Linked DNA regions of Homo sapiens: region 1 is linked to region 2. Evidence: read pairs that join two places in POLR2A ChIA-PET (ENCODE). Cell type or tissue: MCF 10A. All regions are shown on one strand. Links, peaks and the distances in the headings refer to the core of each region. The heading gives the core; the rest is flanking DNA. Region 1 overlaps NXN (nucleoredoxin). Region 2 overlaps NXN (nucleoredoxin).

Evidence for each region. Peaks named below come from ENCODE experiments on the same cell type or tissue, not always from the same donor. Only the 100,000 strongest peaks of a DNase experiment are listed, where the experiment ranks them.
Region 1: POLR2A ChIA-PET joins it to region 2 with 9 read pairs; 16 of 35 experiments call an interaction of 5 or more read pairs at or near these places.

The regions. Positions count from the first base shown.
Region 1 is chr17:968,839-977,176 of GRCh38, forward strand. All of the region lies in intron 1 of NXN (nucleoredoxin), which reads right to left. Among named protein-coding and RNA genes, the nearest start is that of NXN, 6.8 kb to the right of the region's middle. RefSeq lists enhancers at 3,593-4,094, 4,095-4,594. In MCF 10A, for the core only: no CTCF peak of the experiment used is centred there; no DNase peak of the experiment used is centred there.
Region 2 is chr17:879,168-887,505 of GRCh38, forward strand. All of the region lies in intron 1 of NXN (nucleoredoxin), which reads right to left. Among named protein-coding and RNA genes, the nearest start is that of NXN, 96 kb to the right of the region's middle. RefSeq lists an enhancer at 8,092-8,338. In MCF 10A, for the core only: no CTCF peak of the experiment used is centred there; a DNase peak (open chromatin) is centred at 4,264.

The sequences.
Region 1 (8,338 bases), core at 2,609-5,108, 89 kb after region 2:
AGGCAGGAGTATCGCTTGAACCTAAGAGGCAGAGGTCACAGTGAGCTGAGATCGTACCACTGCACTCCAGCCTGGGAGACAGAGAGAGACACGGTCTCAAAAAAAAGAAAGAAAGAAAGAAAAAGAAAAGAAAAGAAAGAAAAGAAGCAAAAAAATGAAGAGAAACCAGGTTCTGTGATAGTCTCTAGATACAAATAAATAACTAGGTGCTTTGGAATGGGGGAGGGGTACAAAGAGGTAAAAAGGCTGAATTCCTCTCTCTTATAATCCAAATAACCATAAAATGTGGAATGAATACCGAAGCGCCTGGTAAACATTTAAACGGCACGTGCTATGCACCAGGCACCATCCTAAGTACTTGTCAAATATTATGTCATTCAATCCTTAACAACCACCCTAAGAGGCTGGTACCATCATCTCCATTTTACTCACCAGGAAACTAGAGACACAGAAATTCCAGAACTGGCCCCAAAGTCACACCCCCGGGAAACAGCCAAGTTTCCAACCCGGGAAACCTGGATCTGGATTTCCAGTCTATATTCTTCGTCTACTATGGAACACACTTTAAATATTCACATACCATAATGGAGTATTTTTGAAAGATCACGGGTAAAAACAATTTTTACAATTGCAGTCAAGAACATGCCCAGAGCTGGAAAACGCTGCACTCACAGCTACATTCACGCCTATTCGGGGCTCCGGCGGTCACACTGCGATTTTTCCCTATTGCACGTGGTCCCGCCCAATCTTCAGATTTCACATCAAAACCTGAAAAATGAGTAACAGATGAGGCAGCTGTGCTGTGAGCCACCACGATCAAAAGAAAACCGTCTTGACCTGATCACGTTTAACGGGAGGAAAAGCAGCGCCTTCTGATTTTAAACAGATTAAATCCATCCAGATTTTTATCCCAGGCATATTGACCAAAAAAAGACAAATTAAAAAAAAATGTGGAACTGATGCATCTGGATGAAATTCTCCCAGGAAAACAAAGAGAAAGCCCTATCCCTAGGACAGCAGAACTCACCACACCCTGTTTGGTGACTGTTCGACAACGATATGAGATAAAACCGTCATTCACTGTAGAAACAGCACTTGAATTTACCTGTAATTGGTGCCTGTACTGAGACACCCTGGGGAGCAGGGGGAGAGGCTGACGGATTGGACAGAAGGAAGCGACGAAGTGAAGCTTACGTTGTTTTTTTAAAAGGACTTTCTGATGTAGTTCATACAAAAATACACTGTGTATCTGGTCCAAGAGTTATGACCGGCAAGCCGCAGAAAATTTACGTTTGCTTTTAATCACGGAGGCCACAGAACAAAACTTTCCATGACGGGTCTCACTCCCGAGTAACGGCACTGGGCTTCTGCCTCGTCGTGGTGCAGAAAGCACAGGTTTGAGATTTCACTGGAAGTTGGAACGGCAGTTTCTGCAAACCTCATAAAAGGGAGGACTGATTTAGTCCTAGGATCTCGGCAGGACACCTGAAGTTCAATTTTGTCTCTGAACAAAAAGCACTACAGCAGCCTGCAGGCTTTCCGTAGGATGAAGGGGGAGTTGGGGGGCCCTTCACTGGAGGAACTAAAAAAAAGCCAAATCATTAAAAAGGCCCTTAGAAAAAAAAACACCACCATGGAAAAAGGCAGCAAGAGAGAAGAGGTTCTCGCTCTCCTGCCTTCCAAGCAACCAGCGAATGTTTCAAGCCGTTCAACTACCTCTGTCTTATCTCAGAGCGGTCCCTGCACACCTAGAGGAAGAAAGCCACCTGAAGAGGCTTGCTGCTCCTCCTCCTCCATGCGGAACGTTTGATGTGAGTATTTTTTAAGGTACAATTCCGTGAACAGAAAGGACCAAGTTGAATTTAAGGGAGTTCAGCCAAGCTCTTTCATCCAACACTGTGACCCTGATCTAATAATCGGTGCTCTTTGCTTCAATTCTCCAGCTCTAACATACTTGGAAAAGTTAAAACGGTGAATATCTACTGATTACTAGTTGCTGGAAGACGTAATATGTACGCATTTTGAGTTCTTTGGAAGAAAGATGCTAGAGAAATGCAAACAATGAAATATTAAAGCATGGCATGACAGGTCTGCAGATATGAGACTCTTTTTTTTTTTTTTTTTTGACACGGAGTTTCACTCTTATTCCCCAGGCTGGAGTACAGTGGTGCGATCTCGGCTCAATGCAACCTCCGCCTCCAGGGTTCAAGTGATTCTCCTGCCTCAGCCTCCTCAGTAGCTCGGATTACAGGCATGCACCACCACACCCGGCTAATTTTGTATTTTAAGTAGAGACAGGGTTTCTCCACATTGGTCAGGTTGGTCTAGAACTCCCAACCTCAGGTGATCCGCCCACCTCGGCTTCCCACAGTGCTGGGATTACAGGCGTGAGCCACCGCGCGTGGCCGAGTCTCTTTTAATAGACTCAGATATTTGACATTTCAAAAATGGAGAGTCAAGCTTTTTCCTATTTTTGAGCACAGAATCACACGGCAATCCAGTTGCACAAGAAGCTGCTGGGACTCACCCAGCTGTGACATCCATTTGCTCATTTAGTCCTCTTTAAAACACTCATTGAGAAACAAAAACAGACCGAGCGCGGTGGCTCACGCCTGTCATCCCAGCACTTTGGGAGGCCGAGGCAGGTGGATCATGAGGTCAGGAGTTCAAGACCATCCTGGCTAACACGGTGAAACCCCGTCTCTACTAAAAACACAAAAAATTAGCCGGGCGTGAGGGCGGGCACCTGTGGTCCCAGCTCCTCGGGAGGCTGCGGCAGGAGAATGGCGTGAACCGGGAAGGCGGAGCTGGCAGTCAGCCGAGATCGCGCCACTGCACTCCAGCCTGGGTGACAGAGCGAGACTCCATCTCAAAAAAAAAAAAGAAAGTCAGGATTCACAAAGATTCCAAATTCATAGCGATTTTCCTTGATTGTCTTGGAATACGCATAAACGGTAAATTCAATGCAACACAGAAAACTAAGCACCTTGGTGGTTCACACCATGCACCACTGGGAATTCAGATCATGAAGAAAGAAAACACATCCTGGCCGGGCGCCGCAGCTCACGCTGTGATCCCAGCACTTTGGAAGCCGAGGCGGGTGGATCACCTGAGGTCAGGAGTTCAAGACCAGCCTGGCCAACATGGTGAAACCCTGTCTCTATTAAAAATATAAAAATTGGCCAGTCACGGTGGCTCACACCCGTAAGCCCAGCACTTTGGGAGGCCAAGGCAGGCGGACCACCTAAGGTTGGGAGTTGGAGACCAGCCAGACCAACATGGTGAAACCCCATCTCTACTAAAAATACAAAATTAGCCGGGCGTGGTGGCACATGCGCCTATAATCCCAGCTACTCGGGAGGCTGAAGCAGAAGAATTGCTTGAACCCAGAAGGCAGAGGTCACGGTGAGCTGAGATGGTGTCATTGCACTCCAGCCTGGGCAACAAGAACAAAACTCCATCTCAAAAAAAATTTAAAAAATACAAAACTTAGCCAGGCGTGGTGGCTGGCGCCTGTAATCCCAGCTACTCGGGAGGCTGAGGCAGGAGAATCGCTTGAACCCAGGAGGCGGAGGTTGCAGTGAGCCGAGATCGCGCCACTGCTCTCCAGCCTGGCAGAGCGAGACTCCATCTGAAAAAAAAGAAAAAGAAAAAAAGGAAAGAAAACACATCCTATGCCAAGCCTGTGCTCTCCTGGCCAAAATGAAATCATGCAGGAAGGATCCCACCTAGTTCACAACGGGACGAGCTGGAGCCCTGGAACCCTGATCACTGTCAGGAAAAAGGAAGATCCCCAAGGGGTTTGTTCAACCCCGACCCCAGCTGTGCACAAAGCCTGTTTTCTCAAATGTGTGTGCACATTACAACACCTTCCCAACAAAAGGTAGGAATATTTTAAAACGTAGAATCAGGGCCGGGTGCGGTGGCTCACGCCTGTAATCCCAGCACTTTGGGAGGCTGACGCGGGTGGATCACGAGGTCAGGAGATCGAGACCATCATGGCTAACACGGTGAAACCCCGTCTCTACTAATAATACAAAAAATTAGCCAGGGGTGGTGACGGGCCCCTGTAGTCCCAGCTACTCGGGAGGCTGAGGCAGGAGAATGGCAGGAACCCGGGAGGCGGAGATTGCGGTGAGCCCAGATCGCTCCACTGCACTCCAGCCTGGGCGACAGAGCGAGACTGCGTCTCAAAAAAAAAAAAAAAAAGGTAGAATCAAATCAGTGACCCTAACTTCCAGGGCTTGCCTCTGTGCTCTAGCTCACATTCCAACCCGTGTCAGAAGACAAATCGATCAGCAAGAGCTGTGGACGGCTACTCAGAGGCAGGCCTGAGCTGCTAACTGGGAGATGAGTACCAAACCAGCAATGCCTACATGTCTGAGCAAACCCATCCCGCAGCATTCCAGAGCTGGGACGGGAGGCAGGTCCACGCTAGAGGTGGCGTTTCTACAGCTCCAGAGATGAGCACCCTCCATTTCCCACGCGAAACAGCAGTCTTTCAACCTCTACACCGCCCAGAGTTAAGCAAACAGGGTCAGCGGAAGACACACCTAATAGCTTTGGGAAACCACAAAATGATTGCTTTGTGCGTAATTTCTCTCAAGAAGAGTGCCTGATCATCTTTAAGTTACAAGGGTGACTGAAAGGGTAACTTAATAGTAACTTAAATCTTTCCCAGGCTTCGTCGATCAGCAGCAGTCTGGAGCGTCATTGGCAGATAGAAATACAGAGCTCAGTAAGTATCAGTAATATCCCGGGACTTTAAGGCACTGTATTTGTTGTTTCATTCTTCTAGGTCTTTCTTCGCAGTTATAATCTCTTATGGGGCAATTTTTTTTATTTAATTTTTTTTTTCCAAGACGGAGTCTTGCTCTGTCACCCAGGCTGGAGTGCCGTGGCCCGATCTCAGCTCACTGCCAACTCCACCTCTCGGGTTCAAGCGATTCTCCTGCCTCAGCCTCCCGAGTAGCTGGGAGTACAGGTGTGTACCACCACACCTGGTTAATTTTGTATTTTTAGTAGAGATGGGGTTTCACCATGTTGGCCAGGCTGGTCTTGAACTCCTGACCTCAAGTGACCCACCCACCTCGGCCTCCCAAAGTGCTGGGATGACAGGCGTGAGCCACAGTGCCCGGCCATTGTAGGGCAATTTTTTTGACACCTTCATCAAATCCCCTTGTATGCTTGTAAAAGTCATTGGTTTGAAAAGTTTAAAAATATACCTCATGCCGGGCGCGGTGGCTCATGCCTGTAATCCCAGCACTTTGGGAGGCTGAGCTGGGCGGATCACGAGGTCGGGAGATCGAGACCATCCTGGCTAACACAGTGAAACCCCGTCTCTACTAAAAATACAAAAAAAATTAGCCAGGCGTGGTGGTGGGCGCCTGTAGTCCCAGCTACTCAGGAGGCTGAGGCAGGAGCATGGCGTGAACCCGGGAGGCGGAGCTTGCAGTGAGCCGAGATCGCACCACTGCACTCCAGCCTGGGTGACAGAGCGAGACTCCATCTCAAAAAAGTATATAGATATATATATATAGATATATGGATATACCTCATAACCGTTTTACAGTTCAGTAATGTGATAGATTCCCAAGGCTCAAGCTATGAAATGAATGACTAAACTTAATGATCATTTATCTAAACACAATAATAGCATTTATTGAGCACTCACCACATGCCAGGCACGTGTATATTATCTCGCGTAGCCTTTACACAATAAGGCAGGTGCTGTTATCACAAATGGAAAAGGAACGTGTGGTACAGAGATGTACAGCGCCTTGCACAAGGACACACAGCTAATAAACGGCAGAGCGGGGGCGTGAACTCAAGCAGAAGGACAAAAGACTCTATATTTTTAGCCATGTATTAGACTGCCTTATTATGCAGAGAAAAAACAAAGAGATTAAAAAATATATTACAAATGATGGAACAAGAAAAAGCCTCTCAAGGAACATTGCTCTTATTACTTTATTTTTATTTATTTATTTATTTATTTATTTATTTAATACAGGGTCTTGCTGTGTTGTCCTGGCTGGAGTGTAGTGACACAAACATGGCTCACTGCAGCCTCCACCTCCTGGGTTTAAGCAATCCTCCTGCCTCAGCCTCCCGAGTAGCTGGGACCACAGGTACCCACCACTGTGACCAGCTAATTGTTATTTTTTGCAAAGACAATGTTTCACCATGTTGCCCAGGCTGGTCTCAAACTCCTAGGCTCAAGTGATCCCCCCACCTTGGCCTCCCAAAGTGCTGAATTACAGGTGTGAGCCATCACACCCGGCCTGCTCCTAACTGGACTGTTGTCCTTTATTACTAAAAGACTGGCCCAAGTCCTAGAAACACAGTCACCAGTGGGAGCCTGTCCTGGCTGGTCCGGGCTTCTTATGAAGAAGGCAGAAAATCCTAATTTTCAAATCTGCACCTTTTTGCCATCTTTTCCCACCTTGAAAGTGAATGCAAAGAAAAGATACAGTGGTGTCACAGCAACTGTTCTCTTCCTGGCTGCAGTGTTTGGATTCAAGGAAGAGTGGCAGAGCTGGAGTTGTAAGAATGTTGAGGTTGCTACCAAATCCTGTCCCACCCATAGGGCCAAAGGGATTCAAGTAAATTCTCAGCCAAGCTTCTCATTGAGTCTGAACTGAAAGAACCACCCAGAGCAGCCAGAGTGAGACTCCACTTCCCCTGGCTGGAGCAGGCTGACCAGGGATACTGGACCAGGGTCCCCTGACTCTGCAGACTTTCTCTTCCCCTTTGTCATGCAGGAAGTCCTGGGGCCACACCAGAGCCTCACAAAACTGTCCAGAGGAAGCCAGTGGTCTGCACCCTTGGATGTCAGTGCACCCACACTGACCATATGTTTTTGATCAGGCATCCAGCCCAGACAAAGTTGAGCTCTGCGACTTTAACACCAAAAGAGTGCTCACTTCTATGAGGCTGAAGTGGATCCCGGAGACGGACCTCTCCAGTCTTGACGAGTGAGTAACATACTAATCCAAAGGGAAGACCAAATCCCCAAAGTCCAAATTTCACCACCTCCTGACTATCGATCACATTCCTTCTCTCTAGAAATGTGAAAATCATCTACCAACCTACTTATTAAAACAAGTCTAACTGCCTTAACTTCAGGATTATAGATTTGCTGATGAAATTGTTATAAATGCTCTCAAAGTTCTATTACCATCTAATTACAATTTATGCACAGCTATATAATAATGTGTGTTTTGGAAGCTGAAATAATATGTGTTTTGGAAGCCAAAAAAATTAAGCTTCAATTACTTTTGTACCTACCATGACAACAGGCAGAAACAGGACAATTTTGTATAAAGAATGTTTTTTTACATTTTTGTCCTTTTTTTTTTTGGTGTTTTCTCACAGTTCCTGTCAAGGTGAGAGGAACCAGGCAAAATGCAGGCTTAACATATACGGTCATCCCCAGGTTTTTTTTAACTATATAAAGGAGAAATTAATAAAAGAAAAAAAGAAATACCACACAGCATTTTCTTTCCCCACCATAATTTTTCAATTTTCTTTAGAGAAATGCCAGCCAATAACTAATTAGAACCATACCCTTTGTTATCCCAATGGGAAGAAGTATACGCATGGGCTTAAAGAACAAATGTTAATGAGAATTTAAAAAAAATTAGCAATCTGGAACTCTGGTTTCCCTTCAGTGTAAAACAAAATTCCCTTCTCTAGAGTTATTTTTATCATTGGCGAAATGACACGGATAGAGTCCATCCACAAGACGTGTTCACCCATCCAGTGCCCTCAGCTGGGAGAACTCCGGCTCTTCACTTGTTCTGATGGGGAAATTAGCATCATTAGCTCACGGGCTTCTAAGCACCCTAACTTCAAATGAGACAAAAACTCAGTTACAGAAAAGGCATTTGTTCCACATCTCTTTGGTTTCAAGGGGGAAAATAATTCCTTTTTTTTTTTTTTTGAGACAGAGTTTCGCTCTTGTTGCCCAGACTGGGGTGCAATGGTGCGATCTCGGCTCACCGCAACCTCCGCCTCCCAGGTTCAAGCGATTCTCCTGCCTCAGCCTCCCTAGTAGCTGGGACTAGAGGCATGCGCCACCAGGTCTGGCTAATTTTGTATTTTTAGTAGAGACGGGGTTTCTCCATGTTGGTCAGGCTGGTCTGGAACTCCCGACCTCAGGTGATCCGCCCACCTCAGCCTTCCAAAGTGCTGGGATAACAGGCATGAGCCACCGCACCCGGCAATAATTCCTTTTAAAATCAGCACGTAGCTTTTGTAATTTCCAAGAGTATGTGTTCCATAAGAAGGACAGCTGGAGTCTTTTTACCTGGTATATATCCCCGAGAAAGATCTT
Region 2 (8,338 bases), core at 2,945-5,444:
AAAAAACAACAAGTAGACAGAGAGGGAAGGAGAAGGAGAGAACAAAGCGGAAGAAAAACTAGTGAAGAGCAGGGAAAGGAATCTGGGTTTTTTTTGTTTTGGTTTGGTTTTTGGTTTTTGGTTTTTTGTTTTTTTTTTTTGAGACAGAGTCTCACTCTGTCACCCAGTCTGGAGTGCAGTGGCACGATCTCAGCTCACTATAGCCTCCGTCTCCCAGGTTCAAGCGATTCTCCCGCCTCAGCCTCCCAAGTAGCTCAGATTACAGGCGCCCACCATGCCAGGCTAATTTTTGAATTTTTAGTAGAGACGGGGTCTCACCAAGTTGGCCAGGCTGGTCTTGAACTCCTGACCTCAAATGATCCACCCGCCTCGGCCTCCCAAAGTGCTGGGACTACAGGCATGAGCCACCGCGCCCGGCCACGAGTCTGGTTTTAAACCCGTGGAGCTAAAGGTTTCTGGCAAGCAGGGAAAGGACACGACTCATTGACTGAGAAGCAGGAGGCGTCCAACACAAAGGCCTCTTGGGAACCCGCTGGGGTTTGGCGGGCGTCACCTTTCTGCATCTTGGGAGGAGAGCTGGTGGGAGGAGCTTTTCTGCAGGTGTCTCTTTCTAGCCTCCGGCAGGGGGCGGCAACAGAAGACGGTTCAGAAGAAAGAATGTGGCCAAGTATGTGTATTTCAAGCCAAAGGATTCTAGAAACTTCTCTCACAGGTACGGAATCCAACCACAGTGCCCACTGTGGTGAAGCCACTGCGCTGGTCCGAGAAGAAAGTGACAAACAAAATGACATGGAGCCCAATTCATCCTGAGAGCAGAACCTCGGAGCCATGTGGTTAAGATGGAAATTCCACTTTTAGTCCAAGCAAATCTTCTGATGTATCAAGTTTGAGGGTGAGGTTTCATTAAAGGAATTTAAAATAAAAAAGTGAGATCACAGCAAATTTTTTAAAATGATTGTTTCAGTGAAGGGAAAAAAGGTCTTTATCCTTATTCAGGGCGTAATTCCTGATCCTGGTCCCCGGAGACAACACCCACCCTTGGGCGAATCATTCCTGGGGACGGAGGAATGAGGGAGGCGTCTCTTTATTTCCGGGGGCGGAGGAGTGAGGGAGGCGTCTCTTTATTTCCTTGTATATAAAATACAAGAACTAAATACCTTGGATTAACAACCAGGGCTGGGGTTTGTGATAAGGCTGTGATTAGGACCACATAAAAGGAGAAAACGTCTTAATAAGAACTTCTTTGTGGCCTGTTAGAGCCTTTCTTAGGAAACTAATAAGTTACACTTTTCCTGGAGAGAAAATCTTGGAAATGACCCATTTCCCCAACAGGACATCATTTCCGGTCATTCACATGTGGTCAAGTTAAAAAAGATCGTTTGAACCTAGCTCAGCCAGGCCAGGGAGAAAATTAAAAATAAGTGTTTATTTTTCTGATTAAAGCCAAACAATGAGACTCAAAATAGGCCACACAAAACCCACAGAATCTTCCAAGTTCGCCTGAGCTAATGCATCCAAGGACGTCCACTCACAGGGGAAGAAGCAGAGGGGCTGGCCTTCTCCTAAGGGGGCAGGGCTGGAGATCTGTCAAATTCCTTATCCATATCTAGGAGCAGAGCTTCCTTTTGGCCAAAAGAGTAAGCTGACTGCGAAGGACAGATACTTCCAAGCAGACACTAAGTAATGCAGTTGGTTTGATAACAGGACAGATGAAAATGGAAGGCCTCCTCCGAAAATCCCACAGCCTGGGCCAGGGCTCCAAGGGGCTGACTGGTTCCTGTGGTTCAAATCTCTGCAAACGTCTCCTTCCCTCCTGCCCCATCTACGGCAGGTAGCTGAGCCGTGGCCCAGGCTCTGGGAGTGCACACTCTCAACAAGCAGATATGAACAGACACGTCCAGAAAGTAGATAGGTGGACAGCCAGTAAGAATATGCAAAGGTGTCATCAAGGAAATGCAAATTAAAATGATTTCACACTGACTAGAATAGCAAAAGTAAAACACACCCACAGTATCAAACCCGGGTGAGGACGTGGAGCAAGTGCGAGTCTCACACTCCGCTGCCGGGGACATAAATGGTGCAAACACTTTGTTGTTGTTTGAGACAGGATCTCACTGTTACCCAGGCTGGAGTGCAGTGGTGCGATCTCAGCTCGCCGCAGCACCCCAGACTCAAGTGATCCTCCAGCTTCCCGGGTAGCTGGGATTAGAAACGCGTACCACCACACTCGAAAATTTTCCATTGAGACGGGGTTTCGCCATGTTGCTCAGGCTAGTCTCAAACTCCCGGGCTCAAGAAATCTGCCTGCCTTGGCCTCCCAAAGTGCTGGGATTACAGGCGTGAGCCGCCATGCCTGGTCAGTACAACCACTTTGAAGAACCGTTTGGTCCATCTTATGAAGGTAAATGTTCATTTACCTGATAATCGACTCAGAATTCTACCGCTCAGGATTCCTACTCATCAGTATTTACCCAAGATAATTTTTTTAAGTCCATAAAAATGTTTATAACAGCCTTCCCCACCCCAAACTGACAACAACTCACATACATCCATCATTGGAAGAATGGATACACTGTGACAAGATGCTCGTCCAATGGGACACTTCTCAGCAATAAGAAGGAACAAACTGATGTATACAAAAACAAGGATAAACCTCACAATCATGCTGAGCAAATGAAGCCCGACACAAAATAACACTGACTGTACGATTCCATTTCCATGACGGTCTACAGGCAAAACTAAATTACAGTGACAGAAAACCAAAGCGACGGATGGGAGGGGGAGTCACCAGAGAGGCTCAGCAGGGGACTGTGCAGGGAGATGGAAATGTTCTTGGTCTTGTTTGGATAATTGTTCATATCGGTATAACAGCTGTTCAAACACACTGAGCTGGGTCCTTAAGAACCATGAATTTTATTGTGTTAAATTAAACCTAAAAAAAGAACTCATACCAACAAGAAGGAGAAAAAAATAATTTGTCTTCATCTCATCTAGAGCCAGGTAACTGAGAATTCCAGCGTGGGCACAGGGTGCTGCCTCCTGAGCACGGCCACCTTCCCACAAGTGACCACCTCCCCTCCCTCCCTCCCTGCCTTTCCCTGCCATGGTTCCCTGTCTCCATGAATGGAACCAACTACCCTCCACCCAGTGTCCCCAAACCAGAAACCTGGCAGTCCTTCCCCATGCTTCTCTCTTCCTCATTTCTGCTCAGTCACTTCCTAGACAGCTCCTGAATGAGGCGGAGCCCTCCCCCGTCTCTGCCCCAACTGCCTCAATTGCAGGGGTTTCTTTTGTTTGTTTTGTTTTGTTTTGTTTTGAGATGGAGTCTCGCTCTGTCACCCAGGCTGGAGTGCAGTGGCGCAATCTCGGCTCACTGCAAGCTCCGCCTCCCGGGTTCACGCCATTCTCCTGCCTCAGCCTCCCATGTAACTGGGACTTCAGGCGCCCACCACCATGCCCGGCTAATTTTTTGTATTTTTAGTAGAGACAGGGTTTCACCGTGTTAGCCAGGATGGTCTCGATCTCCTGACCTCGTGATCTGCCTGCCTTGGCCTCCCAAAGTGCTGGGATTATAGGCGTTAGCCACCGCACCCGGCCTCTTTGTTTTGTTTTTGAGACGTTGTCTTGCTCTGTCGCCCAGGCTGGAGTGCAGTGGCGCGATCTTGGCTTGCTGCAACCTCTGTCTCCCGGGTTCAAGCGATTCTCTTGCCTCAGCTTCCCTAGTAGCTGGAATTACAGGCGCCCGCCACCACGCCCAGCTAATTTTAGTAGACACAGGGTTTCACCATGTTGGCCAGGCTGGTCTGGAACTCCTGACCTCAGGTGATCTGTTCATCTTGGCCTCCTAAAGCATTGGGATTACAGGCGTGAGCCCCCGTCTCCACTAAAAGATAAAAATAAAACTTGGCTGTGTGTAGTGGCGTGCACCTCGAGTCCTAGCTACTTGGGGAAGGCTACACCTGGCCAACTTCCTATTTTTAAATGGAAAGAAAAAAACACACACCAGGGCCTTGTTTCCTATCTCTCCTGCCCATTCCTTCTCTCTCCACAACTCAGACAGCGACGGTGTCAATCAGGCCAGTAAGGGAAAGGCTGGGGGAAGACGATGCTGACTGTCTCTTACTGAATCTGTTTCTGAGACATGGAAACACCCTGTTCACAGAGGCCTCTCTTCCTCCCACCCCTGCCCCCCGCCCAGAACTCCCAGCAGAAGCTGCTCACTGGCTGTTGTCAAAGTAGTCTTTGTTCTTGGAGTTGAACCAGCACAGGCCTCAAATTTCCATCCACAGCTCCAAACCCCGCCTACATCACCTCCATGACCTCAGGCTAAGGAAAGAAAGAAGCTGGCCAAAAACATGCCAGGCTAAGAAGCCAAAGCTCCTCCCAAGAGAGATGACTCTGGAGGGGACCCTCTGGTCTCCTCTCCATGAAGCCAGGTCGATGCTGGAAGGGCAGAAATGCCCAGAAAGAAAAGCACTGAGGAAGGCTCACAGGGCAAGGACTTCAGTGGTCACGGTCCCATCATATACAGAAGCCACGGGGCAGGACTTCAGGGGTCATGGTGCCACATTTTGTACAGAAGTGGGAGGCAGCAAAGCCGCAAGATCTAAAGACAGAGTTGCAGGCCCAGGTGCGGTGCTTACGCCTGTAATCCCAATCAGCGTGGGAGGCCCAGGCAGGCGGATGACCTGAGGTCAGGAGTTTAAGGCCAGCCTGAGCAACATATGCAGCCCCCATCTCTACTAAAAGATAACAATAAAACATTGCTGGGCCGGGCGCGGTGGCTCACGCCTGTCATCCCAGCACTTTGGGAGGCCAAGACGGGCGGATCACGAGGTCAGGAGATCGAGACCATCCTGGCTAACATGGTGAAACCCTGTCTCTACTAAAAAAAATACAAAAAGTTAGCCGGGCGTGGTGGTGGGCGCCTGTGGTCCCAGCTACTTGAGAGGCTGAGGCAGGAGAATGGCATGAACCTGGGAGGCGGAGCTTGCAGTGAGCTGAGATTGCACCACTGCACTCCAGCCTGGGGGACTGAGCAAGACTCTGACTCAAAAAATAAATAAATAAATAAATAAATAATAAAACGAAGCTGTGTGTAGTGGCGTGCACCTAGAGTCCTAGCTACTTGGGGGGCTGAGGTGGGAGGATCCCTTGAACCCAGAAGTTTGAGGTGACAGTGAGCTATGACTGCACCACTGCACTCCAGCCTGGGTGACAGGGCGAGACCCTGTCTCTAAAAAATAATAATCATGTAAAAAAAACAGAGAGATTCGGGGAACTGTGGATGATGACTGCAGGGCATGGTCAAAAAGAAGCAGAGAAAACTCGCCAAAGCGAGTCAGGGAAGTGTGTCCGGCACTGTCCAGGGGAAGGACAACACTCTGGACACAAAGATTTGATGGCCACAGGAAAAGGGCCGTTGGGCTGGGGACAGGCTGGGACGGATCCTCCTCCTCCATTCTCTCCCCATCCACCCGACTTTCTAGAACACCTTCTGGACCCTGGTTTGCTTCTCCAGCCACCTAGCAGGGAAGTGGAGTCTTGAATCCAAACGTTCAGATACTAGAAAAGGGATGGACGGTCCCTCGGGAATTAATAAGCTAAACGGAGCTGAAGACGGATCCCAAGTGTCTCAACAGCTCTGGATGTCCCGATAAAACATGTTTCTAGAATGTGAACAGTTTTGAAACATCTGTATTCCAATCACCAATCCAGAATCTTGGGAGCTAAAGAAAGTGTGGGCTTTCCCCCAAAACAAACACTCAGCGGAGGACACAGGAGAATGACCAAGGTGTAAATGAAAGAAGAATCTGGCCTGGGGCATCCTATGGCGAGCGCCATCCCCTTTAGGGGTAAGAGGGACATCTAAGACCAAGCGGAGCTGAGTCAGGCCTCCTGGGTGGGATGATACAGTATGAAAGAGAGGTCCAGGAAAGGGTCTCATTCAGGCTGACATGTCCCATCATGATCAGTCAAGTTTAGGACAGAGACTAATAAGACTCAACATATGCGGCCGGTCGCAGTGGCTCACGCCTGTAATCCCAGCATTTTGGGAGGCCGAGACGGGCGGATCACGAGGTCAGAGGTTGAGACCAGCCTGGCCAAGAGACCAGTCTGGCCAACATGGTGACACCTCGTCTCTACTAAAAATACAAAAATTAGCTGGGCGTGGTGCAGGCGCCCGTCATCCCAGCTACTTGGGAGGCTGAGGCAGGAGAATCACTTGAACCCGGGAGGTGGAGGTTGCAGTGAGCGGAGATCGCACCACTACACTCCAGCCTGGGCAACAAGAGCGAGACTCAATCTCAAAAAAAAGAAAAGAAAAGGAAAAAAAAAAGAGTTCAGGATTTCATAGTCCGTCTCCTATGTCTAGTCTTTCATTTCTCATAATCGTTTCTTAGCCAGGAATCATCTCTGGAAGTAAATGGCTTCCTTTTCTTTGCGCACACATGCCCCTCTCTGAAGAGAGGCGCCATGCCCACCTGGGGGCTGCGGTACTCGCTTTTTTTTTTTTTTTTTTTTTTTTTTTTGAGACAGAGTCGCTCTGTCCCCCAGGCTGGAGTGCAGTGGCGCAATCTCAGCTCACTGCAAGCTCTGCCTCCCGGGTTCACGCCATTCTCCTGTCTCAGCCTCCCGAGTAGCTGGGACTACAGGCGCCCGCCACCACGCCCGGCTAATTTTTTTTTTTTGTATTTTTTTAGTAGAGACGGGGTTTCACCGTGTCAGCCAGGATGGTCTCGATCTCCTGACCTCGTGATCCGCCCGCCTCGGCCTCCCAAAGTGCTGGGATTATAGGCGTGAGCCACCGCGCCCAGCTGTGGTACTCACTTTTAATGCTCCTTAGAAAATTCTAACCAAAGGCTCCAAACGCAGCTCAAAACCCTGGCATGGAACCACACAAAAGGCACAAAGAGGCTGGGGCCAGGTGGAGCCCATCAGAAATTGAAGGCTCTGTGTCAGGAGCCACCCCATTCTGACCACGGGTCCGGGTTTCTCCACGGAAGCAGCTCCCAGGTCCCCAGTGTTAGGCAGAGTGGATTTCAGTCAGGAAAACTACGCAAGGCCATGTTCTTAGAATCTCTCCAACATTATTCTTGGCTCTGCTGACATTGCTTTGGCTTTAAAAAATCAATAAATTAAGCAAGCAGAAGGTTCTCTAACATCCAAGCTGGACTAAAGGGTTTTGCTCTTACCGAGCCAGAGGGAATATTTATTCCAAGAGACGTAAGATAGATTCTGCTGGACACCTGCCACTTGCTCATGATTCTTCCCTGGGAGGCTGGCAGCGCACGGAGAGGCTTCGCTCCACGGGAACCAACACCGTTGGCCGGCGCGGTGGCTCACGCCAGGAATCCCAGCACTTTGGAAGGCCAATGTGGGTGGATCACCTGAGGTCAGGAGTTCGAGATCAGCCTGGCCAATGTGGTGAAACCCCATCTCTACTAAAAATACAAAAAATTAGCCGGGCGTGGTGGCACACAGCTGTAGTCCCAGCTACTCAGGAGACTGAGGCAGGAGAATCACTTCAACTCGGGAGGTGGAGCTTGCAGTGAGCTGAGATCGTGCCACTGCACTCCAACCTGGGCGACAGAGTGAGACTCTGTCTCAAAAAAAAAAAAAAAATAGAAATAATACCTCTTACTACACTGGATGGTTTGAATTCCAACCTAAAGCAAAAAGAGGAAGGCTTTGATCTCATTCTATTGTTTATCCTAACATTTTTGCCTGACAGTCTGGATAAAACAAACTTTTATTTTGTTATTTATTTATTTTTTTTCAGATCCAGGCTGGAGTGCAGTGGAGTGATCATGGCTACGGCCTTAACCTCCTGGGCTCAAGCAATCCTGCCACCTCTGCCTCCCAAGTAGCTGGGACTACAAGGCGTGAACCACCACACTTGGCTAATTTTTGTATTTTTTTTTTTCTGTAGAGATGGGGGTCTCACCATGTTGCCCAGGCTGGTCTCGAACTCCTGGCCTCAAGCAATTCACCCGCCTCAACCTTCCAAAGTGCTGGGATTACAGGCGTGAGCCACCGCGCCTGGCCTCAGTCTTTTATCTGGTGGGAGCTCCATAAATCCATGCTAGCTGACCGGCCAGTCCTCTCCCAGGCAAGTGGCCACAGCGACGAAGGTTTGGCGGAGGTGCAGGGGGAGGTGTGGACAACGTACAGTCACAAGGCAGCGTCCGATTCAGTGAGGGTGACTGGGGAAGCTGCCGTTCATGAGCTCTTGTCACCAACTTGGGAAGCTGCCGTTCATATGCTCGTCACCAAAGTCAAGAATACCTTCTTCTGCACCACATTCTCGGAGATTTTCCAAATCCCGGGCATTTTC